Linked DNA regions of Mus musculus: regions 1, 2, 3 and 4 are each linked to region 5. The links are chromatin loops, found by intact Hi-C in ENCODE. Cell type or tissue: heart. All regions are shown on one strand.

What was found. Peaks named below come from ENCODE experiments on the same cell type or tissue, not always from the same donor. Only the 100,000 strongest peaks of a DNase experiment are listed, where the experiment ranks them.
Region 1: it touches region 5 in a loop (8-fold over the local background); 40 of 42 quality-filtered maps call a loop at or near these places.
Region 2: it touches region 5 in a loop (3-fold over the local background); 2 of 42 quality-filtered maps call a loop at or near these places.
Region 3: a loop joins it to region 5, with 3 times the contacts of the local background. A loop is called at or near these places in 4 of 42 quality-filtered maps.
Region 4: it touches region 5 in a loop (5-fold over the local background); 40 of 42 quality-filtered maps call a loop at or near these places.

What each region holds. Positions count from the first base shown.
Region 1 is chr9:30,939,772-30,944,771 of GRCm38, forward strand. Adamts8 (a disintegrin-like and metallopeptidase (reprolysin type) with thrombospondin type 1 motif, 8) reads left to right here and starts at 2,791. Exons shown (of 9, transcript NM_013906.3): 1 at 2,791-3,830. The coding sequence starts at 3,066. In heart, CTCF peaks have their summits at 757 (motif pointing left) and 2,914; DNase peaks (open chromatin) are centred at 750, 3,170 and 3,470; H3K4me3 peaks cover 1,945 bases; H3K27ac peaks cover 721 bases; H3K27me3 peaks cover 3,690 bases.
Region 2 is chr9:30,732,313-30,737,312 of GRCm38, forward strand. The region is part of intron 1 of Gm31013 (a long non-coding RNA gene); the gene reads right to left. Among named protein-coding and RNA genes, the nearest start is that of Gm31013, 47 kb to the right of the region's middle. In heart, a CTCF peak has its summit at 2,534 (motif pointing right); no DNase peak of the experiment used is centred here.
Region 3 is chr9:30,424,066-30,429,065 of GRCm38, forward strand. Snx19 (sorting nexin 19) reads left to right here and starts at 3,264. Exons shown (of 11, transcript NM_028874.2): 1 at 3,264-5,000. The coding sequence starts at 3,503. It overlaps Gm30933 (predicted gene, 30933), which reads right to left and starts at 2,913. Exons shown (of 3, transcript NR_169179.1): 1 at 2,802-2,913. In heart, no CTCF peak of the experiment used is centred here; a DNase peak (open chromatin) is centred at 2,986; H3K4me3 peaks cover 1,559 bases; H3K27ac peaks cover 1,057 bases; H3K27me3 peaks cover 657 bases.
Region 4 is chr9:30,955,071-30,960,070 of GRCm38, forward strand. Adamts8 (a disintegrin-like and metallopeptidase (reprolysin type) with thrombospondin type 1 motif, 8) reads left to right here. Exons shown (of 9, transcript NM_013906.3): 6 at 1,426-1,609; 7 at 3,844-4,016; 8 at 4,132-4,307. Among named protein-coding and RNA genes, the nearest start is that of Adamts8, 15 kb to the left of the region's middle. In heart, no CTCF peak of the experiment used is centred here; no DNase peak of the experiment used is centred here; H3K27me3 peaks cover 1,291 bases.
Region 5 is chr9:31,080,526-31,085,525 of GRCm38, forward strand. It overlaps Gm17508 (a long non-coding RNA gene), which reads right to left and starts at 2,056. Exons shown (of 2, transcript XR_870609.3): 1 at 1,676-2,056; 2 at 115-497. In heart, a CTCF peak has its summit at 2,025 (motif pointing left); a DNase peak (open chromatin) is centred at 1,906; H3K27me3 peaks cover 2,475 bases.

The DNA of each region.
Region 1 (5,000 bases), 140 kb before region 5:
ACAACTTAAAATGTACAATAAGCCTATAGTACAAACCAATACAAAAGCAATTAATTATTTAAACACTAATTAAATAATTAATAGATGTTAAATATAGACTTATAGACCAAACAAATATATCTTAACTTTTCAAATAATTCCACATTCATATTCATAGCAAAAAAAAAAAAAAAAAAAAACTTATTTTGAGCATCTTACTTGCTGAGAATCCTGTATGTGGCATCTCATGCCACTCCAAATTTAAGAAATTTAAACTAACACTGTTTTACATTCAGCCAACAACGTTTCTATAGAAAAATCCAGATGGTGAATATTCTAAGCTCGTTCGGCCCTATCCTGTATAGCTCAAATGCAGCCAAAGGGTCTGTGAATGTCTCTTGCCAGTAAACTCTATTACGAACACTGGAGTTTGAATTTCATGGCATTTTCAAGATCGTGAAATAGTAATCGTTTATTTTTTTTTTACATTTACCACTTAAAATATGTAAAACATTTTTCTTTAGCACATGGAATATACAGAAGCAGTCTTAGTCCATGCACCGCAGTTTGTCAAGCCTTTATATTCTTTGAAGCTCAAGACGTTAATGTAGGAACTCCAAAATCGGCCCATTTGAGATTTTCCATGGTGGGCTGGGATAGTGTTTGTTTTGCTGTATGGACTTCACCAACCAAGCTTCTCAGAGTCCTCTCTGCAAGTCATCCGCCATCCCTGCAAGGCTTGGATTAAGCATAACTAAGGTACGGATGACACCTTGTGGTTGCATTGCGAATGGCAGGCATTTCCCTGGAAGTTACCACAGGGGCATCAGGAGGAATCCAGCAGGTCTCTACCTAGCAGCCAGGCTGGCTCCCAAGATCGTTTGCCAGACAGCAATTTTTGTGTGGTTGTAGTTGTAGTTGTTGATGAAATTGGGCAAAGATGAAGCCCAGTTCAGTGTCTGCCTTCAAAGTAGTTCTTTCTGTTTTACAACAGTAGCAGCTGCAATTTCCAGAGATTTCCCAAATGAAAACACAAGCAACACTTAGTTTCCCCGAGCCTGGTTATAGCCTCTAACATCTAAAGAGAAAGAAGAAGCTGGGCACTCCAATAAAATAGTAGTCACAAAGAAGAAAGAAGGCACTCGCACACGTGAAGGACCTAACTACTATGGAAAACCAGAAGTTGAAAGCCAGGCATGAGGTCACAGCACATACCTGTTTGAGGCCAGCCTGGGCTATGCAGTGAGTCCCTGTTTCAAGAAAGAAAAGAACAACAACCAGGAAAAAAGAAAAAGGAAAAGGATACACTGGAAAATACTGAACAAGGAACTTAATGGCTAAGACCAGTAATTGAAATGTCACCACAGCCCTGAGGCAAAAGGGATTGCTCATTTAACCGTACAGGTCACACTGTCCCAGGGATATTAAACTGTTGAGGGATGAGCATCTTGTTCATTTTTGGTAGAAAACAGAGATGCTTTCCATTCCCCTGCCTCTAGGAGTGTTTTACCCAAACTTCCAATTCTCTATACAGCAAAGGAAGGAGATTCAACCACTCCTTTGCAGTCCTATAAAAGTGGAGAGAGCTTGCGGTGCTGGGGCCTTTCCTTAGGTTCTGTAGTGACACAAGTTAATTTAAGAGACTCCTCTTTGTAGGTAACAAGTCCCAAGGAGTCTTTTGCATAGGCCAATCCTTCACAGCTACAGAAATGGATTGGATCGGCCAAACGAAGTAAGAATGACTCAACTGTAGGCACCCTCACATAAGCAAAGAGCTGCGTAGTTGGGGGTAGGTGAGCTGCCAAATGCTGTATCCTCCATGATTGTCTCAGAAAAGACACAGGGCGAGGGGCTAGGACTTGTTCTGGTACTGAGAGAACGTTGATTCTGAATCCAATCTAGACCTGCACCGGTAATACTAGAGTGGATACAAAGATTGTGGTTTGTGGTCTTAAGACGGTCATCACTCTTGCTGGATCCCACTCTCTTCTGTAGGAAGGTGGCAGAGTGAATTATCTCCCCACATATTTAGATGTATTTGGAGCTGTGGGCAATACAGTATAAGGGACCTGGCCACCTTTCCCCGTGTCAGCAAGGCAACTGGCAGAGCTGTGCATCAGAAGACAGACTGGTGAAGTACTTCCTCCCATAGGAAACGAGAAATGTAGTGGTATTGAATCCATTTTACTTTCCTGGTAGTAGCCTCTCACTACCCCCACTATGCTCAGAAGCAAGCAACAAAACAACCTTGACCAGGTGGCATTTTTAAAGTTCTGAAGTGCTCCTAATGGACAGCGTGATTCCAGTATGACTTTCCTACCTCTCACTTTGTATTTGACCATTAAAGGCTTTGGAACCTTCCCACAAACCTCTTTTAACACTGCCAGGTTTGTACAAAAATCTGCATACTGTCTCTGAGGCCAGAGCAGGGTGTGTCTGTCCCCAGCACCTGGCTCTTGCACAAGAAGAAGCCAGTGTCTCTCCCATCTAGGACTCGCCTTCAGGGGGACTGTCCAGCATTACAGGAATTGGCATGGGTCTTCACGTAGTCACGTAAAAAGGAAAAAAAAAAAAAAAGCTGTAGTTGACACTTAACTACTTAACTATCGGGAGGGGCTCACTGACTCCTGATTGGTTTTACATTTCATCCCTTTTTTTTCCCCTCCTCTCCTTTTCTGTTTCTGTCTCTGACCCCAGGGGAGGGGAAACGGGAATAGTGAGCGATCAAAAATAAACCTCTTATGTCAAAGCCGGGAAGGAAGTATAAATACGAAGGGCTCGGCAGCCCACTCGGTGTTTCCCGAGGAAGGAGGCGACTGCACGGGACGCCGCGGAGGACGCGCGCTCGCGGCCCGGGGCGCCAGCTGCTCGAGTTCTGCTAGGTTGGCTGGCGCAGGAGGAGCGGGCTGCGCGATCCAGAGGGGCCGCCAGGGGACCGCCGCGCCTGCTGCCGCTAGCCGAGTCGGCCTCCCCATCCGATTGATCATTTTTCCTGGACAGAGCGGCCCGGCCGCCTCGGGCCACCAGCACCTGCCCGCGCGCGGCGATCTTCTTCCCTCTCCCGCGCTCCGCAGCACTCTGCCCCCATGCTCCGCGACCCCACCACCACCGGGTGGCCGCCCCTCCTGCTGCTGCTATTGCAGCTGCCGCCGCCGCCACTCGTCTGCGGCGCCCCGGCGGGGCCGGGAACCGGGGCGCAGGCCTCGGAGCTAGTGGTGCCCACGCGGTTGCCCGGCAGCGCGAGCGAGCTCGCCTTCCACCTGTCCGCCTTCGGCCAGGGCTTCGTGCTGCGCCTGGCGCCTGACGCCAGCTTCCTGGCGCCGGAATTCAAGATCGAGCGCCTCGGGGGCTCGAGCGCGGCGGCCGGGGGCGAGCCGGGACTGCGTGGCTGCTTCTTCTCTGGCACAGTGAATGGAGAACGGGAGTCGCTGGCGGCGATGAGCCTGTGTCGCGGGCTGAGCGGCTCGTTCTTGCTGGCAGGCGAGGAGTTCACCATCCAGCCACAGGGCGCTGGGGACTCCCTGGACCAGCCTCATCGCCTGCAGCGCTGGGGGCCGGGACAGCGCCGCGAAGACCCCGGGCTCGCTGCCGCCGAAGTTTTCCCCCTCCCTCAAGGACTGGAGTGGGAGGTGGAGATGGGTAATGGGCAGGGACAGGAGAGAAGTGACAACGAAGAGGACAGGAAGCAGGACAAGGAGGGGTTGCTCAAAGAGACAGAAGACTCCCGCAAAGTGCCACCACCCTTCGGATCCAAAACTAGAAGCAAGAGGTTTGTGTCCGAGGCTCGCTTCGTGGAAACACTTCTGGTGGCTGATGCGTCCATGGCTGCCTTCTATGGGACCGACCTGCAGGTAGGACCTTCCGCAGACCCTGACTAACAGTCTATTGCCTCTCGATGGTTTTCAATTCTTCCCTTCCCACGGGGGGGGGGGGATCCCTCGCGCTCCCAAGCCCAACCCCAAAGGGGACTTTCTTCTTTCTGAGAAACAGCAGTAACTCCATTAGCTTCTGCCTTCCCGGCTTCCTACTTCCCAATCCCTAAATCCCTTCCAATTTACAGTAGAGGCGCTGGCTCTGTCTCTTCCCAGCATCCTGAGTCTTCCACAGTTCCCAGGCACCTGCTTCTCCCAAAGGGAGATTAAAAACTGCTAAAGAGCCCTGTCCTTCCTGGTCCTGCTTCCCGCAATTCTCTACTATCTGAGACTCTCTGAGACTTCCTAGGAGAGGAAGCTGGGCTGGGACAAGGTAGCTGGGACTGTCTTTGGGTACAGAACTGAGGTTCCTGTAAGTAAAAGTCGTTAGAGGGAACCGGACCTGGAAAGAGACTGTCCAACTTCTGTATGCCCAGCTGGTTCTGATCAAGGGGCATGGGCTACCTTGCCAACCTGGCGCTCAACCCCGGCAGAACTTGGCAGTGCCAACATCCAGCTCAAGAAGGAAGGAGAACAGAATTTCTGCCTGGGGGCTCAGCCCAGAAAACTGAAGTTTCAGTGAGAAAGGGGAGGGAGCAGGGCTGAAGGGTGAACTTTGTCATTTACTGTATTCAAAGGAACCAGGGCTGAGGTTGGTCCACCCGGTGGCCACCCTCAGCCCAGAATCAGCTTCCAACTGACCTAGGCAGAAAAATTGAGTTCAAGACATTATTGCTAGTAGCTGAGCATTCTTTACTACATGCAGTTGGTGCTGACTCAGCAAGAAGTGCTCCCAATCCCTCCCTCAAGATAGGGCAAAGATCTTACCAGAAGCAGAAAGGATAAGGGTCCCATTTTCTAGAATAGACAGAACCATAAACATTAGCTCAGCTAGAGGAAACTGACCTGTCCAGAGATCATAGTTTCTCAGGCAGAGGATCCCAGCACTGCAGCAGCCCAGTCAACCCTTTGGGCAGTGAGAATGTCCTTGATCAGGTCCCTATCCTAGCTAGATTCAGCCTGTGCCTGAATCTGTCTTGGGTGTGAAGGGCACGGGCGTTCCCTTTGTAGAGTGGCCAGGCAAAAAGACAGCTCACCTTCTGCTTGTCA
Region 2 (5,000 bases), 350 kb before region 5:
AAGCACAAATGAGTTCGAAGTCTGAAAAACAGACTTTTGACTAAATCCTAAGTGTCGAGCAGGAATAGCAAAATCTAGAAACAGGATAAAAGAAGATTATGTAGACAAACACTTGAGACCTTATCTGTTCCAAGAGAGAAAATTCAACTTGTTTTAAAACAAACTGATAACATGATCACACTCTGAGTAGCCCATTCTTGTGAGATCTAACCTACTTCCTGGAGATGAGTATCAATCTCTATCAGAGGTGTGGCAGGCAATGTCCTAGTCATTCCTCATAGCACTATCTTTGTGTCTAGTAGGTTTGCTTATTTGCAGGTTTGTTTATTATGAAAAAATACACTAGACATAAAATGTATCATTTTAATTATTTTCAAATGTGCAATTCCAGTAATATTAAGTATATTCACTTTGCTATACCGCCTTTGTAAGTTTCAAAGTCTACATCACTGGTAGAAGTGGGACCCCGTGGTGGTACCATCATTCCCACCCACACCCACACTCAGGCTCTCTCAGAGAACTTCTGGCACTTTTCTTTCTGCATAACACAGAGTGGTTTGAACACAGAAGTAAATAAAGCCCAGGCTTCTCTGCCCCAGACTTTCATCTAGTGTCTAGTTTGTGTGAAACTTGACATCTTTCACCTGCTTCTGACACATACTTCCCAGGCTATGCCTTAAACAGGCCCCGCTTAGCTGACATCTGCCTTTCTGACCTGCCTGGCTCTGCAGGGCATCTGGGATCTGGAAGAAAGGGTGTTGTCAGGATGCTGTTCCTGGCACAGAAAAGTAGGTCTGCTGCCTAACATAGCATGGGCCGAGGTGGGGTTCCTAGTTCCTTTCCCAAGGCCTTTGCTAACGCTCTGTGGGGTTCTTTAGGAAGTTACTCTGTGCTTCACTGTCAGGAACAAGAATAACAGATCCAGTTTCTATATAGTTCCTTGCTGGTGATTCATATGACCCCGAACATTTTAGGTCTTCCAGATGCAAAGTAAGAACGGTTAACTCTATTTTAGGAAAATGGTCCGGATTTTGGTTGATGATAGCTCATGTTGGCATCATTTTCAATAGATGCCAGCCAATATGCTTGATGATCTGGGCCAGATTATCAATAAATAGATCTTAGAAACATTTGCCAGGCACAGTGCTTGCAAAGTTCCTAAAGAGCCTGATAAACAGGAATCCTCTCCGGCCAAATGTATTTCTTAATGTGACCTAAGTCTCTATCACGGGAAGCTGGGCAAGCCTTTGCAACTGGCCTAGCAAGCCCTTTTAGCGTATTTACTTAAGATCAACATCTAGAGAAGAACCCACAGGCACCCCTCCTATGTTCTCTCCCCATGATGGCAAGCCCTCATGCAGGTCTTCTTTCATATGTCCCCTGCAATGGCAGGAAGAGGCCGTGAAGAGACCATAGAGAGGAAGTCAAGGAGACAGGGACCATCAAGAATAGAGGGTCGGTCTTCCCCCTCTCCCTCTCACCTATCCTCACTCTGTCAGAAAACAACCTCCTTCAGAGATGCCACCCTTCTGTTCTGAGTTTGTGGCCAAGACTCCTAAATCTCTGGTCATGAGAATACCTGGAGGCATCTGGGATGAAATCAAGTTCTCCTCATATATTTAAGGAAGGGGCCTCGGGAATATATGCATGGCTTTCTCCTATGAGTAGTTTCCTAGTACTGTGTTATCATTACAGCTAAAAATACTCAACCATCAAACAACAATCAACCCCCAACATATTCTTTGGGTGTATTAATGGAACACAGAACAGCAAAGAGATCTCTTCCTCCCTATGGCTGATCACATCTGTAATAATTCTTGCTTCTCGGGTTTCACCATTCTCAGGTATTATCATTCAAGAGAAGTATTGATACATAAAGAATCTTCCCTAGCTATGATTACTGTTGCTATGATAAAACAAAATGACCAAAAGCAAGGAGGAGAGGAAAGGATTTATTTGGCTTGTATTTCCACATCATAGGCCATCACTGAAGAAAGTCAGAGCAGGAACTCAAGCAGAACAGGAACCTGAGGCAGGAGCTGATGCAGAAGCCATGGAGGATGCTACTTACTGGCTTGCTCATCATGACCTACTCAGCCTACTTTCTCATAGAACCCAGGACCTCCAGAGCTGGAATGGCACCACCCACAATGGGCTGCTCCCCCGGCTCCCTATCAATCATTAATTAAGAAAATGCCTTACAGCTGGATCTTATGGATGTCTCAATTCCTCAGTAGAGATTCTCTCCTTTCAGATGACTCTAGCTCATGTCAAGTTGACATAAAACTAGCTTGCATAGAATCTTTGAAAAAACAAGGCCTGTGGCTTCAGTAAAGAAAATTGTTACTGCCTTGGAATGGATAATTAGGCAAAAGTCATGAAAGATGCCTTCAAATTCTCAGAGACTTGTCACATGAAGCAAAACAGGAATGAGGTTAATGGGTAGATACTCCAGTCCTGTATTACTAAAAATCCTCCAGCAGAATGGTCTGAGAAGTGGACTGGGTATGTTTCATGGCTCTGGGGCCATTTAAACAGCCACTAGATGACAGCCTGGCATTAAACACTGTAAATTCCAGCACTGAGAAGTAGTTCAAGAAAATGATATCTAAGCACTATATATCGTTTAGTTTTCTAGTCTTACAGATAAAACAGCACCCAGAGCAGGAATCCGTTTCTGCAGAGTGATAGCCCTCAGAAAACACAGCTGCTTGGAATTCCCCATTCGAGTAGGGTGAATAGAAATGGGAAGACAGACTGGGTTGGAGCTCTTAACAGGGGAGAGAAGAGGCTAACGGAAGGGAAAGAGATCACAAGGCATGTACATATAAGACAATTCCCAAGAGTTGGGAGTGGGGTTGATGGCCTCTAGAGGGGCTTTATGAGGAAAGCTCCCCAATAAAATGAAAAGACAAACCTCATTGAGGAATTTATAGCTCATAAACAAAAGCCTGGGAACCTAACTGTGGGGCATAGGGCTAACCCTGGAAAGTAGGCCTGCTTTTATCAACTACCCCAAGTCCCCAGGCACTTTCTCACCTTTAATTAACAAGGAGATGAAGTAGACACCGAGAAACTCCCTGTAGTTCAGCCCCTAGGAAGAATCCCTTCTCACCTGATGTCTTCTGTATCCAGCAACAGAATGGAAACAAAACAGAAATGCAGGCACTGACCAACACAAAAATTCAAGGCGCTAATGATAGCCAAGGCGCTGATGATGACGACTGTGATAAGCCAAGAGCAGAGACACAGGAATCCCAATCCTGAGCCTGACTTTTCTTTGTGCTGCCCCTGTCAGTGGGCCAACCTAAGCATCTTAACTTACCAAAGTAAACTCTCCATTCTCCATCAAACATCAGAACGGAACCACAACTCAGCCCCTTCTTTGATGATAATAAGCCACTCCCTGCACGTGCCCCAGGTCTTACTCTACAGTTTGGGAAGAGATGGCACAATACACTCACTTCATGAATTTATGACTTAAAATTGAAAAACAAGAGGTGGGGTGTGTATAGTGAAATTCTGGAGTTGGACTGCCAGAGTTTGAAATCTACTGCCGTCTTTTGCTGAAGACTAACTGGGCAAAGTATTTGACTTTTCTAGACCCCCCCAACTTCTTCATCTACAAAAGAATAAATTTTATAGTACCTAACTCAATGTGGTGCCAGATATGCAGATGTGTGCTTTGGGAAACTAACAACATTCCCATAAAGCTTTCATACCCTACTTTGGTTAACTCTTTTGACTACATAGCTTACAAAATCAGTACTGAATGCATGGCATTTCCCTGCCACAAGGTCAAAATAAGGCTGCTACTAAGTGCTGGATGAGATGAAACTGTCCTTCTATCCTATAAGATGGAGCCAGGCTAGCTCTAGACCATGAAGGAGACCACAGAAGGAGAAGTGGTCTCACCTAATATACAATAGTGCTGACGGCCTGAAAGATCAGTAAGTGACCTTGCCTTGGAAGGTAAATCCTAAATTGATTTTAGAGTTAATATCTGTAATCCCAATACTCAGGAGACATAGGCAGGAGGACTGTCACAAGTTCAAGGCTAATTTCAAATACATATTAAGTTCCAGGCTAGCCTGGGGTATATAGTAATATCCTATCTCAATTTTAAAAGTAATGAAGTGTAAAAGTCTGCCTGATTCACACAGGACCTGTTTATTTTCTTAGGCTTGGTCTTCTAGATTTACCAGGGACTCTGAGACAAGATCATTTAGTCATTAAGTTAGCCTTTACTGATGACCTAGAGGCAGACACCACACACATGGGCAAACAAACACAGGCAAGGTCAGAGAGGAGAGACAGAGTGCATAAAGAGCCTAAGAAATACTGTGAAAAGCAGAAAGACAGTAGTTGTGCTCAGCAGCCAGCCCAATACTGTCTCTTCTTTGTATTCTGAGAGGCTCCCTCAAGCTTCAGCCTCCATCCTCCTCAGAACCCTTTTCCTAGGAAAGTAACTTCTGTTCACTTAGAAACCAAATCCATGTTGCACATGTGACAGCCAGCATCTACAGTACCATATACTACAAGAGGCAAAATTTCCCATCATAGACTTGATTTTTTGATGCTGTATAGTATCACGCCTGCATATGATGCATTGTTATTACATTTACCTCGCGTCCCTCTCTTGTCCCATTCAAGCCAAGTCTTTTCTTCTGTCATGTAGGCCCTGCTTCTGTCTCTCTGTCTTCAGACTTGGTATGGTTAATCACAGCTGCTGTGCGTTCATAATTGTATCAGCCATGCTATATCCAGACTAGAGTACCCAACTACACTCTTCCTCGTCCTTTGGTACCCATAGATCTCTGCCCCTTCTCCTTGATATTCCATAGAAAGGGTAACATAGATGAGCCACTTGAAGCCACCCAGTAGCCAAATATTCTTCAGGATTCATCCAGTTATGGATTCCCATTTGACCATTGCCCACTGCCAAAAGAGGCTTCTTTGACAAAGGCTGAGAGTTGCACCCACTCCCTGAGTATGAGCCC
Region 3 (5,000 bases), 660 kb before region 5:
TGAGCCTTTTTCTGGTTTGCACATATACTACTCTTATTACACTTGAGTACGTTCTCACAGCCGACTGTCCCTCTCCTGGCTCTCATTCATTGCCCGTGTACCTAGACAGCATAGTTTTAAGTTTTAGCACCTCACTTCTCGGGGTGTTACGGGCCTGACTCTTTGCCATTTCTCTCTATTCTAAACATTGCTACATGCTCCAATCCTGTTTGCTTCTCTTCTACGCTGAGGAGCAAAGCATCTGAGGAGAGAACAACTGAACAACATACATTAATGCCATGAGAGACTCATGCTGCTGACCTTGGCTAGCTCCTCTAAGCCTCTGTCTTTTGTGTGAATTCCATTACTTCCTGTTTTCCAGCAACAACTCTACCCCATGCCCTGTCTCGGCTCACCTTCAGCATCGTCAGAGTTCTCTCCCTGGCCTCGTGGCTTTGTTTTGGTTCCTGTTTTTGTTTCCAGCACCAGTGATTGAATTCAAGGGCTTGAAGAAGCTCAACAGCATTTAACGGCTGAGTAACAGTCCTGGACTTGTGTAATTTCTTTCTTTATTTTTTTGAACAAATAAAATTTGAGTAAGTGGTTCAGGCTGCCCTTGAGCTCACACTGTAGTCCAGGCCCAGGGCACCCAAGTCTCTTGTAATACAGCCCACAACACCAAGCCTGCCTCATCTTCTATTTTTCAAGAGAATCTGAGGGCTGGTATGGACTTGTTCCAACCTGGCCTTTTCCTTTTGTTCTCATAGTACCTGAAAGACCATCCCTCCCTCAGCTCCTACTTTTTCTAGTCTATATGTCCCTAAAACACACTCACTTCTTTTCTGTTTGCAAATGTAAGAGTGAGCAGGCATGAACCACCCCAGTCCCTCGGTCACTACCCATTCTTTGTGTTTGTTTTATTGCTCCGTCTTCTATCGCAGCATCAGGTTACCTCATGTTAAACATGACGTCATGCTTAAATGCACTGCTCTTTTTGTGTGGCTGTCCTTTGATGAGCCTGAGAATACCTTTGGGTGAATTGGTGGCTTTTGTCTTCTTAGCCCTAGCACGCCTTTAATGGACTGAGAAATAGCAGGTCGGAAGGCAAGCGGCATCTCTTGAGAGGTGAGTGACCGGTCAGCCTCCCCCACCACAGGCCCACACCATTCTCTATCAGGCAGGGCTCTCACCTCCTCCCAATGATTAATCTGTTTGGATCCTAAGATCTGTCCTAAATCCCCAGGCAGAAGCTCATAGCCATCCAGATGACAAGTGCATTGGCATGTCCATCAACTGTGCTGCAGAATCAGGAAGACACTCTTGGCTACCTCAGAGCTTCAGACCATCTGCTCAGGTGGCACAACGCCCACTGACAAGGTCAGTTCGTTGCTACCCTGCACTTTCGGTCTCATGATGCATGGGAGGTTTTTCTCTGAGCTGCAGAAGCGAAGTCCTAAGTGGTACCATTAGTTCTCCGCCATTTAAGTCTCTGCTGTGACTCTTGCGTGGGCAGCAGGGATATTTACTTCTCTAGAGCATTACTGTCAGGTAACTGTTCCCGGAACAACAGGATAGTTTGGGAGGACAAGACAGGCAGTCTGCAGGTCTCACATTCCTTTCAGTTGGGAGGAGGATACAGTGAAAGGATGTTCACCCTGGCAACATGAATTAGTGCTTTGTAACTCCAGAGATCACCTTGCCTGCCTAGAAACACTTTGATCCTAAACTATATTGTTGGCCTTTGAGGCTGTTAGTTGTCAACCACATCCAATTGTAGATGATGGTTTCCTTTGTATTCAAATAAAGTTATTACCTTGACACCAGCAGTGGAGACAGAAAAGGAAGCTGTAAGATCTCTCTGGTACAGGGTTGTTTTATTTTGCTTGGTTTTTTTTTTTTTTTTTTGCGGGTTGGGGGTTGTTTTGTTTTAGTTTTTGCTTTTTGTTGCTTTGTTTTGTTGTTGTTGTTGTTGGGTTGTTTTGTTTTATTTGGTGAATTTGCCTAAATCCTTCAAGGCTACAGCAGAGGACAGACTGGTAAAGAGCGATGGCATTCATCTGTGTCCAAATGGAAAGGAGAGCCACACTGCAGAGTCCAGAAGGACCAAGGTGGAGGCTTCACACAAAGAAGACATCAATGCTTCTACACATAGCCAGTGCCACTTTCAGATACTGACTTTCTTTGTAGGTCACTCTTTTTGAGTTGACAACTGGCAGATGTGTTCAAAGCAGAACACAGACAGGGGCAAATGTGTTAGAGGGTAAACTAAAAACAAGACGTCTCTTCCTCTGCCTTGCATGCCTATGCACATGGGAAGAAAAGGAAGCCGACAGGCAGAAAAGTCTTCAAGATTCAGCACGAAGGCTATCTTCTTAATGGGTTCCCTTTAACCATTGCGATTCACTAAAATCATTCCAGAACGTACTTAAGATTTTGCAATTCACTATATCTTATAGGGACTCGCTTTACTGAAAGCTGATTTACGTCAAATAAACTCATTCCCCCAATTAGCTTCAAGGGCTACAAGGACCCACTCTTCAAGCCAGTGACTAAACATAGGAAATACTCTCTAGAAACCTGCCCCACATCTTAATACTTACCTTTGACTACTCCGGAAAACAAAAGAGGTGGACTGTGAATTGAGTAGAGTTGGGAGGGGGGTCGGGGGGGGGGGTGGAGTGGGGGTAGAGGTGGGGCGTTCTGGAAGAAGCAAGGAGAATTTTTAAAATCCCTCATCAATCTAGCTCCCAACAGTACGTCTCCAAGGGAATTAAAACAAAGCTCATTACGGAAAGTTTCCCTAAACCTCTAGAGATATTTACAAACAGCACTTTAAAGAGCCTGGGCGAGTATCCGTTTTGGCCCAGGTGAGCACGGGCTCTGGGTTCTCAGCTTAGCAGAGCGGTGTGTACGCCCACCGTCACCACCGCTCCTCACCACCAGGGGGCGTCCGTGGCTCCGATCCACCAGGCCGCTCTCCCAGCGTACCCCGCTCCCGCAGGCCGCGACCCGGAAGCTGTCGCCGGCTGCTAGCCGGCCCGCTGCTCTGTCCACTTTGGAGTTGCGGAGTGTAGTGGCCTGGGCGGCCGGAGCTTGTTGTGGCTGCTGGCCGCGGCGGTCGGAAGGATCCCCACCCCCCCAAGAGTTCGTTCCCAGGGGCGCAGTCTGAGCACGGGTCCCCCAGCGACGTGTGACCCGATCTGCCGGCTGCTGCTTCGGAGTTCGTAAGTGTCCGTGGGCCGCGCGGGGCTGCGAAGAGACTCTCCGCCTGGGCCATGATGGAGGCCGGCAAAGTTTTCCTCATCTCGGCTGGAACAGGCTAGTTGATGGGCCCTGTCGACAGAAGCGAGCGGGAGAAGCAGAGCTTTTTCTGTCGCTCTGCAGTGCCAGTAGTATCGAAGGTCCAGAGTTCACTCAGTAGCAGCTGGACTTGTTCTCTTCGGTGACAGTTCATGCTCCCACTCCTGACACCAAAATAAAATCGGAGGCTGTCATCTGTGGAAACATACCTGTCCTTTCAACCATGAAGGCACAAACAGTGTCCCCTACCCAGGGGACTATCTCCGAGTCCAGTTATGTCCACAGCAATCTATGGAGTAGCCGGAAGCTAATGATCGTGGGGGTCTTGGTGGGCTGGCTACTGGTCATCCACCTTCTGGTCAACATGTGGCTTCTGATCCTTCTATGTGCATCGCTGGTAGCGCTGGGAGGATGGCTGGGCTCCACTGCCATCCTAGGGGCTTCAGGTCAATTGCACCTGGAACGATTCATTACCATCACCACCTGTCCTCCATGTCCCGAGGCAGAAAGGCAGCTGGAACAGGAGATTAACCGCACTATCCAGATGATTATCCGAGACTTCGTGTTATCCTGGTATCGTTCTGTGAGCCATGAGCCGGCCTTCGAGGCAGAGATGGAGGCAGCCATGAAAGGGTTGGTTCAGGAGCTTCGAAGGCGGATGAGCATAGTGGACAGCCATGCTCTTACCCAGAGGGTTCTGACTCTCTGTGGTTGTCACCTGCAGAGCTATATTCAGGCAAAGGAGGCTACTGCAAAGGAGCAGAGCTGTCCAGTTCAGCCCTCCCAGCTGTGGGATGCTTACTGCCAGGTTACAGCTCCCCATCCTGCCATGAGCTGTCCCACCACGGAGGTCACTTATGCACGTGGCATTGTGAACTTGATACTAAAAGAGTTAGTGCCCAAGCCCCACCTGGAGACGAGGACTGGACGCCACGTTGTGGTTGAAGTTATTACTTGCAATGTCATCTTACCACTGATCAGCAAGCTATCAGATCCTGACTGGATCCACCTTATTCTTGTGAGTATCTTTTCCAAGTACAGACATGATGCAGCACAGGGAACTAAACCCCCCTGCTCATCCAGTGTCCTAGAGCAGCCCTCGGTGCCCACATCTCTGCCATTGATTGTTGAAGTAGAGAGTCTGCCAGTAGGAAAAGCATCTTCTCCAGCAACAGCCCCAGTACACTTGACCTCCAGTGAGCCAGCCCCTTCCCCAGAGATTGAAGAAGGCCATGAAGCTGTAGAGGGAGATTTGCCTGGGATGCTCGAAGAAAAAAAAGTAGGAAATAGCTCATCCCATTTTCTACAGCCAGATATCCGAGGCCCCTTGTTCTTATGTGAAGACTCAGAACTGGAGTCACCACTGTCTGAACTGAGCAAAGAAACCATCCTGCTAATGACCCCAGGCAACTTCCTTTCTGACAGGATTCAAGATGCTCTGTGTGCCCTAGACGACTCCGGGGCTCTGGAGCCTAAGGATGGCGAGGGATCTGAATGTATGGAAGGAGCAGAGGCCGAGGAGGCCCCAGGGACAGACACAGAGACAGGCATGCTGGTCTCCGTGCTTAATTGCCCAGAGATCCAGATTGACACAGCAGACAAGGAGGTGGAGCAAGGAGATGACACCTCTCTTACAGCTTTGCTGGAGGAACCAGAAAAACCCTGCCCCCTACGGCCCTCATGTTTAGACAAAGATCTCGCCAGTGGTGTGTGCTCCCTTG
Region 4 (5,000 bases), 130 kb before region 5:
AGGTGGGCACTCAGTAAGTGAGAGCCCAGAGGAACCCACTATAAATAGAGAGAGACATGAAGTAGCAACATTGCATAAGGGCTGAGTATCCACAGCCTGCCATGTTTGAGCTGAGTTCCTTAGTAGAAATCAGAGAGTAAGTGTAATGGTAAGAATGTCTACTCCAAGAGGAGGGGAGAAGGGATCCGAGTGGCCTGTGTCCAGAAAGAGAAACCTTGGCCCAGTACTGAGGAAACTTGCAGAAACCCCAAGGCAATGCCAGTGAGGGTTTTAAGTGGTTCACTTCTTCTCCCTGCTCTTAATGCATCCAAACAGCAAGGCTGATCACATTTCTCCTTCTGCAAGTCATGGGGCTTTCGTGATGAAATACCATCCGATGAGTTTCACAGCCTGGGTCCTGCCCAGTGCTGAATCGCCACGGTGGCCCGAGCACGTTCCAAGGGCTGTCCTCGGTGGCATGCTCTCGGTGCTGATTTGGGAGCCTCCCTGGGCTGTGGAAGCCACACATTCTCACCCAGAGCCTGGGCTGGTACAGTGTCATGGATTCCAGCTCAGCCATCTCCTGGTCTCCCCATTCATTCTTCTCATGGTGTTGAAAGAGAAGAAGGTTCCAGCCACCTATCTCAGAGGCAGAACTCTGAGGGTGACAGAAAACAGTCATAGGATCCGTCTATCCTTAAGGTGAAAAGGGCAGGACTAGAAACTACCCTTTGTCTGCAGCATCATGCCTCTGTCAAATGAATGCATCACTGCTGTAGGACATGATATTTGGAGCAGAATGGGAGGATTCTATGACAATTATGGGAGTGGTTTCTTTCTGTGCAGTGGCACATTTTTAAAGCTTGCTTTCTTTCTTTTCCTTTCTTCCCATATTTATTTTTACAGTCTTCGGTTTTTATTTTTATATGAGCAAAATGTTCTTTAATAATAGGGGGAAAAGTCATTTAGAACCCTTGCTGGAGCTGTCAACGGAAAGGCTTTGTGAGGATTATGCACTGTTGGTTATTTCGAAGAATCATTGTCTTGACCCACTGCTAGGGGCATATGTCTTCCCCGGGTGAGGCAGCTACAGTGACTCCAGACTCCTCCCATTGTGGACACCATGGGCACCAATGGAAACCTACTGCACCAGATGCAAACTTACCCATAAAAGACTCTCCCATACTCATTCAGCAGCTATTGTGTTGGGCACTTGGGTAGGGTAAGGTACTCTTTATATATTCTGTGCACTCACAACAAACAAAGCTACCTCTGTGCTCATGAAGTCACATCCAAGCGAGGCACGCCATCATTAAGCAAGCAATCGAAATAATTTGCAGGACTCCATACATTCAGATGAGGAAGTCAGGCCCAAGCAGCCAGGTGGCATAGAGGACTGAAACCTGCTTCCCTTTGGTCCTGATTTGGTGGCATTGTGTGTTACAGGCTGTGGTAGATGGAGACTGGGGTCCCTGGAGACCCTGGGGACAATGTTCTCGCACCTGTGGTGGAGGGATACAATTCTCGAACCGTGAATGTGATAATCCAATGCCTCAGAATGGAGGAAGATTTTGCCTGGGTGAAAGAGTCAAGTACCAATCATGCAACACAGAGGAATGTCCACCAAACGGTAATTACCTGCCAGGATAGGTACAAGGGACCCAAGAGGGGGAGAGCCCTCATCCAGATTTACATGGGCTCTGCAAGATGTCAAGCTTGGGAACAGTCCTCAGGCACCCAAGACTGTTCTTACTTTAGGGAGAGGACGGTGATATCAAAGGAAGAGATTCCTCTTGTCCTGGTCTTCTGAGCTGTTGAGAGACAAAGCATGTCACCCCCGAGCAAATCTGAGAGGGACCTTTGAAGAGGGATTGTGAGGAGGGTAATAACCCTCTAAGAGGCATCTGAAACCTTCTCTATGCTGATGGCAGCCTTTTCCAAAGCAAGTGTCAGAGCCAAACCTCCAAGGTCTCTCCAGCCAGCATTCAGCCCAGGCAGGAGGGAGGGTTTCTGGATGTGATTGATTCCTGGGTACATTCCTTCTGAGAAGAGCTGCCCGTCTTCCCTTGGAGCCATAGCAACTGCCTGACAGAGCCTTCCCCAGAAGGAGCACCACCTCTGCCTCCCCTTGCTCATTCCTACCCCCCTAGGTCATGCTAGAAAGCACACACATGAATTCAAAGTGGAGAAGGGGGAGCAATAGCCAATTTAGAAAAGGGAATCAGAATTTTCTTTTTTTTTTTTTTTTTTTGGCCTCCACCCCATCCAAGTGCCAGTTTGGGCAGCTCCAGGAAGCGCTGGCAGCATGAAAAGGCTATGGAAGCTTTAGGAGAAATTCTCCCAGCTGCCAAGATAGATGCCCTGGTGTTGGGCTGAGGATCTAATAGGGAAGTCTGTAGGCTCTGCCGTTTTGTTAGACAGGGAGGATCAGCAGTAGACACTCTAGAAATTGTTCTCGGGTACTAATGAGAGTTTTCAAGGTAGGTATGAATGATAGGTGACATAACTTTACATGCACTGAGGTCAGCCATTTCTATCAAGTCAGTGCCTCTGTGTCTGTAACTATAGTCGACACAGAAGGTATAAATGCACACGCATGGTCTCTGTCCTCAAGGACTCTGCAGTATGACTAATGATGAACTCTTTTGCAAAGTAATCGTGGCTTCCTGTGTAAAGCAGCAACCCTGAGTGTATGGGGAATCAGGGAAGGAAGCTCAGAGAGGGAAGGCCAAGGAAGGTCCAGATGATGATATGCTGGTGAGACAGGAAGTTATGTGCCAGGATGAGGTAGGTATGATAAACCCCATCAATTGCTCAGGAGGAGCCAAATAGAAGTTGCAGCATGTCAAAGCCAGACCAGAAAGGTCCTTAAAGACTGAAACAGCATGTGTGGATTGTCCATGACAACTGTCCCATCGGGTCACCCTGATGCTTTTCCGGGTACAGCCAGGACCCCTTTGGCAGTATGCACTCACAAGCTTAACACTGTACATCTGGGTTTAAAAGTCTCCATGAGCCATTCAGATGTATAGCAAGGGTAGAGATGCATGGTGGGAGGAGCAGGCTTCACTCAAGATTGGTACAGGGAAAACACATCTGAAGGGAAGATTGGTCTGAAAGCTGTACACATATGTCTTCATGTATGAGCACTGGAGAAGCTCACAGGAAGCTCAGTGCTGGGTCCCTAAGGCATGGCATGAGGCCTGGGCTTGGGCTTACGAGAGTTATACGCAATCATCCAAAATGATAAATTTTCCTGAATTTAGCAGAAGATGTCAACATGGTAGATTAGAAATAGCACAGAGAGATGCTTGAATGTCCAGGATGCTGGGGTGCCAGTCTCATTATAATGAATACCAAACCAAACCAATTATCGAAAGAATAAAATAATTCTTGTAGGGAGTAATTATAGTACCTGCAGATGGAGCTCTCCCATAGATAGTCAGAATCAATAAAGTGAGCTGTAGAGGCAAGACCGGGGCTAGAAGTGCCAGTAAGCCTTTGCCACATGTCCGTTGTTACTAGGGAAATCAGCATAAAGTATAAACAACAGAGTCCTGAAAGTAGAGCTCGGTATCAGGCACTCAGATGGAAAGGATATTTGTACCAGAAATCCCAATGTGAGGCCGCATGGCTCCTTTTCTTGGTCCTTTGAGAAAAGGTCACACACACACACACACACACACACACACACACACACACACACACTTCCCCCACCCAGGTATGTCTAGAAACAGTGGGCTTGTGCCTGGGTCCCTGGGTTGAGTCCGAAGCCTAGAGAGAAAGGAGGCCTGGATTGGGATCTTTCTCTACCATAGTACTTCAGCAGGTAAGTTACTCTGAGCCGTCCCTTACTCTTCTCAGGAAAAAGCTTCCGGGAGCAGCAGTGTGAGAAATATAATGCCTACAACCACACTGACCTGGATGGGAATTTCCTGCAGTGGGTCCCCAAGTATTCAGGAGTGTCCCCCCGAGACCGATGCAAGCTGTTTTGCAGAGCCCGTGGGAGGAGTGAGTTCAAAGTGTTTGAAGCTAAGGTAAGAATCCCCCCCCCCAACTGTGACAGGGATTCGAGGACAGACACGTGTTGCCTTCTCCACCTGCAGATGGCTTCTGTGTGCTGCCTGCCCCCTCTTACCTTTCCTTTCCCAGGTGATCGATGGCACTCTGTGTGGACCGGATACTCTGTCCATCTGCGTCCGGGGGCAATGTGTTAAGGCTGGCTGTGACCATGTGGTGAACTCACCTAAGAAGCTGGACAAATGTGGGGTGTGTGGGGGCAAAGGCACTGCCTGTAGGAAGATCTCCGGTTCTTTCACCCCCTTCAGGTGAGTCTACTAGAGGTTGTACCTAGGCAGAGGAACATAAAGGGTTCTGAACACTGATGGCCTCGAGCTTAAATAACAGCTGCTAGTTAATAGTTGTGTAGATGGGTGGGGGTCTTATAAAGACTTCAAGACTCCATTTCTGTACTGAATGTCAATGGTTGCCTCTTCTCACAGTCATTGTCAGGATCTACTGAGGTGGGAGGTGTGGGGCGCTTGGAATAGAATCTGGCTTTGAAGAGAATGGGATGGGGCAGCTGTTATTTCACTAGGGCTGGAGGCCACATGGATGGGAATGTGTCAGCTCTGAGTCACTGAGTAACACTGGATTCAGCCACAATACATTTCCCTTAGGCATGTTATAGAGAGGACATCTAACCCTAAGTGAGCCCTGGCTCTCCATGCCTAGATCTTCATCAGAGAAGAGGACGCAAACCAGCAGCTCAGCAGCCTTGTGAATCTAAGGGCTTGGAGAGAGTCTCACAGCCAAGCACCCCGCATGCGTTAGAGCTCCTGGGGTACCCCAAAGTGCTTTCTTTCTACCTGGCAAAAACTGCTATTCCCTACCTTGGGATTGAGGGACTGAAACGGGAAAAGATTGACTCTTCTAAGGTCCCACTGAGAGTTAGTGATAGAGAACTTGGATATCTTCTTCTTCTTCTTCTTCTTCTTCTTCTTCTTCTTCTTCTTCTTCAT
Region 5 (5,000 bases):
GGCACGGAAAGACTGGGCGTGAGGGTTCTGGTGGAGGGAGAGCCAGCACACTGGAGCTATATTCCAGTGCTTGGGGAAAGTAAGCTTGGTCCCTGATAAGAAATCAGCAAGTGTCTTTGGAGTTTACTAAATGAGAGGGGAATATAAAGCATTTAGAACTTGGGCCACAATCACAGAAGTCAACAAAAAGCCAACTAACATGATGCATGCCACAAATCCCAGTGAGTTGGAGGCTGCAACAGGAGAGTTACTTAAGCCCAAGAGTTCTGAGAGCAATCTGGGCAACACCCCCAGACCCTGTCTTTGTTGTGACCCTCAGCATACTTCCTCCTCCTCCTCGGCAATTAGAACCCTCAGCAAGGACACACACCAGTTGGAATCTCTTCACAGAGCAGGCCGACTCCTCCAGCTCTCGGATGTTCTTTGAAGACTCCAGCACTGGGAATGGTGTCAAGAGATGCTTTGCTTATGCTGGGCGTGCCATATCTTCAGCTTCCCTAGTAAATGAGCAGAGAGACTGGAAAAGCAAGCCTAAATGTGTCAGATTTATTTAACCTTTGAGAAGAAACGCTTTAGGGAGCGAAGGTTTCCAGATATGTTGAATAGAATGGAATCCAAGCAGTGCCCACCCTGAACTGAGAGACACTTCCAGGCGGCCACAGGAAAAGGAAGGTCCCATTGACTGGCTCAGCAGGTAAAGGCATTTCCCATGGAGAATGACCCCAGTGTGAAAGGAGAGAGTGGACTCCTGAAAGTTGTCATTCCAACTGAATCAAAATGTATTTTGTTTTGTTTTGTTTTGTTTTGTTTTCGAGACAGGGTTTCTCTGTATAGCCCTGGCTGTCCTGGAACTCACTCCGCAGGCCAGGCTGGCCTCGAACTCAGAAATCCGCCTGCCTCTGCCTCCACCTCCCAAGTGCTGGGATTAAAAAAGGCTTGCGCCACCACTGCCCAGCTCAAACCGTGCTTGATGGAAGCAGATACAGAGACCCACAGCCAAATCGGAAGTTCTCAAGGAGCTGAGGGAACCTTGAAGAAGGGGGCAAAAAGGACTGTAGGAGCCAGAGAGGTCAAGGATACCAGGAGAACTCAACTCCCAGAATCAGCTCCTGGGAGCTCACAGACTGAAGCGGCCAATCACTGAGCCTGCGTGGGTCTGCACTTGGTCCTCTGTATGTTATACTTGTCGCGTGGTGTTCCTATGGGAATCCTAACAACGGGATGGGGGGCGGAAGGGGGGGGGTGTCTCTGATCCCTTTGCCAACTTCTTAGGGCCCTTTTCCTCCTATTCAGTTGTCCAGCCTTAATATGAGGAGGGTTTGTGCCTAGTCTTAATTGTACATCGTTAATGCTGTGTTTAGCTGATGCCCCTTAGAGGCCTGCTCTAAGATGAATTAAAACAACCAAACAGAAAGAAAGAAATTTTAAAAATGCTTAAGTCCCCCATAGCTGTGACCATGCACCCACTTTCCTGGCCTCCCAGACTAACGCCAACCAAGGCATCAGCCAAGGAAGCTTGTATCTTTCTTTGTTGTTTGTTCTAAGACAGAGCCTCACTGTGTGGCTGGATCCAAACACACAGAGATCCACCTTCCACCTTCCTTTGCATGCCAAGTGCTGAAATTAAAGATCTCTATCACTGCACCCAGCCCGAGCCTGCAACTCCAACCCTTACCTGCCTCTGTCACAGCAGGGAATCTCCTTCCACATGAGCAGTGTTGGAGGCTCAGGAGTCACTGGGCCTTAAAAGGAGTCTGCCCGGTTTCCTGCTGCACTGCCTGCGCCCCAATTCCCTTAAGGGCTGAACCTACAGCATAGGAACGCTGATGCAGCCGGTCATGGAAGGCCACCTTCCCAATGACACACAACAAGTACAATGTCGCCCTTTGTGGGAACATAGGTGGTCAACTTCCGTGGATGCTATGATTGCTTGGGCGGAGGCTTCCTTCTGAACCATGCTTCTATCTCATTGCGCCGCACTGACCGCGCTTAAGTACAGTGTGTGAGCGCCCCCTTGTGTTCTACCTGGAATGAACTGCAAGGTCGGAACTAAAGTGAACTTTCTGTAGTCTTTACAAAACATTTAAAATCCAATTAAACGTTTTCTGTTTAAGCACCTAATGAACTTGTCCAAACTATCCAAATGTCACTTGGGTTGTTTTTTTTTTCAAAATCCCTTAATAACAAAATGGAGTTGTTTGGTTCCATTAACCCAGTTCCATGAAAATTCTTGTTTCTCGGGTAATTGGCATGTTGACCTTTGGAATCGAGAAATCCGACAAAGGGGATTGCCCTAGGTGCAGTGGCACCCATCTCCTGCCCCCAGCAGACTTTCTAACCATCTTTTTCACAGCCTGGCTCAAGGCAGAGGTACCTGCGAGTCGTGGACCCTGATCCCTCTGCAGAAGCATCGTCTGAAGCCAATTTTCCACAGAAGTTTAGGGCTCAGGGGACGCTGGTGAGGAGTAAGAGCCAGTCCTGGACTTCAGGATGGAACATGATGATCTGCTGCCCATGGCCAAGACCTCAAGGAAACATGTCTCCATCCACATTGCCCCAGGCAGAGGAGTAAGAGGAAGCAGATGGTTTGGCCCCTGTGGAAGGGAAATGCCCAGGAGCTACTGGAGGTAGCCAAAGGAACAGAACGGGAAAGATCTGGAAACAGAGGCAATGCAGTCCAGCTAGCGAACGTTTCTTTTAGCCTTTTCCACATGTGCCTTCGCCAGCGAGTTTATTACCTGGCAAAAGAGTTCTGGCAATTTAGATCCCCAGGTGGACACGGTCAGGCCTCCAGAGAAGGTCAGAACTCCACTGTTGCCCGGACAGCTGTAGCACACACTCCCCTTGCTGAGACATCGCAAGCAGGGCATTTGCAGGGCATCTCTGGGCCTGATGCTCCTGTGCAGCAGGAATGGCTGACCTGCTTCCTGGACACGTTGCAGAATGAAGCAGGAGATATCTACAAGGTGTTTGCTGCATGCCACTGATTGTCCCTGCCACTCACGCTGTTCAGCAGATGAGCTCAGGTCTGTTCATCTCTAATACCCAGCAGTGGACCCAGAGGGACAGGGGCAGGGGGACAAACAGTGAAAGTGCAGTGAGTCCTCCTCTCACAACTTGAAGTCATTCGAAGTCTTCCCAGGGGGCCTGGGAGACCTTCCAGGCTAAGGTTCTTTCCTGCTGAAGTGGAGGCCCGTATTCGTCACTGTCTAAAGGTTCCCTCAGAAAACACCTTACACTGAGAAGCTGAAGGGTTGTATAAAAGTCCCTGCACACAGCCAGTGTTGGCTTGGTCTATAATGTCCAGTTGCCACTCACTGAGTTTGACAGCTTAAGTTGTCCTCTAACTTCAAGTCAACATGGCATCCTGCATCAAGTGCCCTCTGTCCCAATCAGAGAGGGCACCATGCTGAGTTATTGAACAAAAAGTCTTTCCTCCTGCCGTGGCTTATATGAATAACTCGGTGTTTCGTCTTGTTTTGCCACGGTTAAATCTTTCAAACAGATTTCCTTTGTTCCTGAGTCTATGACCCTGTGTTGTCCTGTAGACTGTCTAGGCTATGACCCTCATTAGGGAGGGCTAAGGTGTGCTCTCCTTTAAGGGCTGGCCTCTGGATGTGCTCCTGTTTGAGGGAGCCTCCGCCCTTCCCTGGAGGAACTCCTCTCATTGCCTCTACCCCTGCACACCATGTTCTTGGAGTTCAGGCTAGGCGGGACTTGAAGAATTCCCCTGTTGAGTTAAGCAAGACCATATGGAGTGGCAGAAAGCTGGCGCACAGATAAGCTGTTATGGATCACGGGTGTGGTGGAAGAAGCTACGATAACCTCGAAGGCGAAGACGACGTGTGGGGGAAGCATATGAGCTAAGAGGAAGGGAAAGTTGAGCCCATGCCCCAGGAAAGCAGGGCCCTCCTGCTGGAAGATGCTGAGACAACGGAACAGACCGACAACAACGGAGCCTATCCACCTACGCCTGGAAACACGGGCTTTTTAGGAAATGAAGGGAGGTGAATGGAAAGGGCGTGGCATACAGCTGCAGGCAGAGGATGACAGAACTGGGATGGAGAGGTGGGGGACAGGATGACCTCACTGAAACCTGGAGTTGGGAGTCTCCATTAAATATTCTCCCTGCGGGTCTACAAATCTGGCGGCCATTAGTGTGACATACACATCTGCTCCGTGCGGCATTGGACAGTCATTCTGTGAGCGGCAGGGCTGCTTGCTTCCTGTGTCCCGCTTTCCACGGTCTCTGTGTCATGAGCTCAAAAGAGTTGTCTCAGAGCAGAGCTGGGCCACAGCTGTCACTAGGACTTGCTGGCAGGGGTTTGCAAGCACCTGTCACCTCTGCACCTGCCAGAGTCATGCGTGTCTCTCCATGGAAGGCAAGCTTGCACCATCTTTTTTTTTAATTAATTATTAATTAATTAATTAATTTATTTATTTTATATGAGTACACTGTAGCTGTCTTCAGACACACGAGAAGAGGGCGTTAGATCCCATTACAGATGGTTGTGAGCCACCATGTGGTTGCTGGGAATTGAACTCAGGACCCCTGGAAGAGCAGTCAGTGCTCTTAACCGCTGAGCCATCTCTCCAGCCCACACCATCCTTTATGCATTAAGATCTAAAACCAGGAGAGAAATAGCCTGCTCTTACTATGGGGTTCAGTCTCATCATTCCCAGTAGCATTCAGTAGCTTCCCAGAATCCCTTGCAGATTGTCACCCCACTTCAAGTAGCTTGGCCTAAGATATCTGTTCATTGCTACCCCCCATCCACCATCCTTAATCTAAAAAATTGAGATGGCTCTGAAGTCACCTGCTTGGTAGATGGACCCCTATTCTTCCCAGGCTGGCAAAACCAAAGGCAGGCACTTGCATGACTAGCCTAGAGCAAGGCCCAGCCTGGAAATGAACCTCCGAGCTTAGAAAGCTCAGGGGGAACTCATGCCTGGAAAAATAACTCCCACATGCTGGTTCACACCTTTCAGCCACCCTGAGG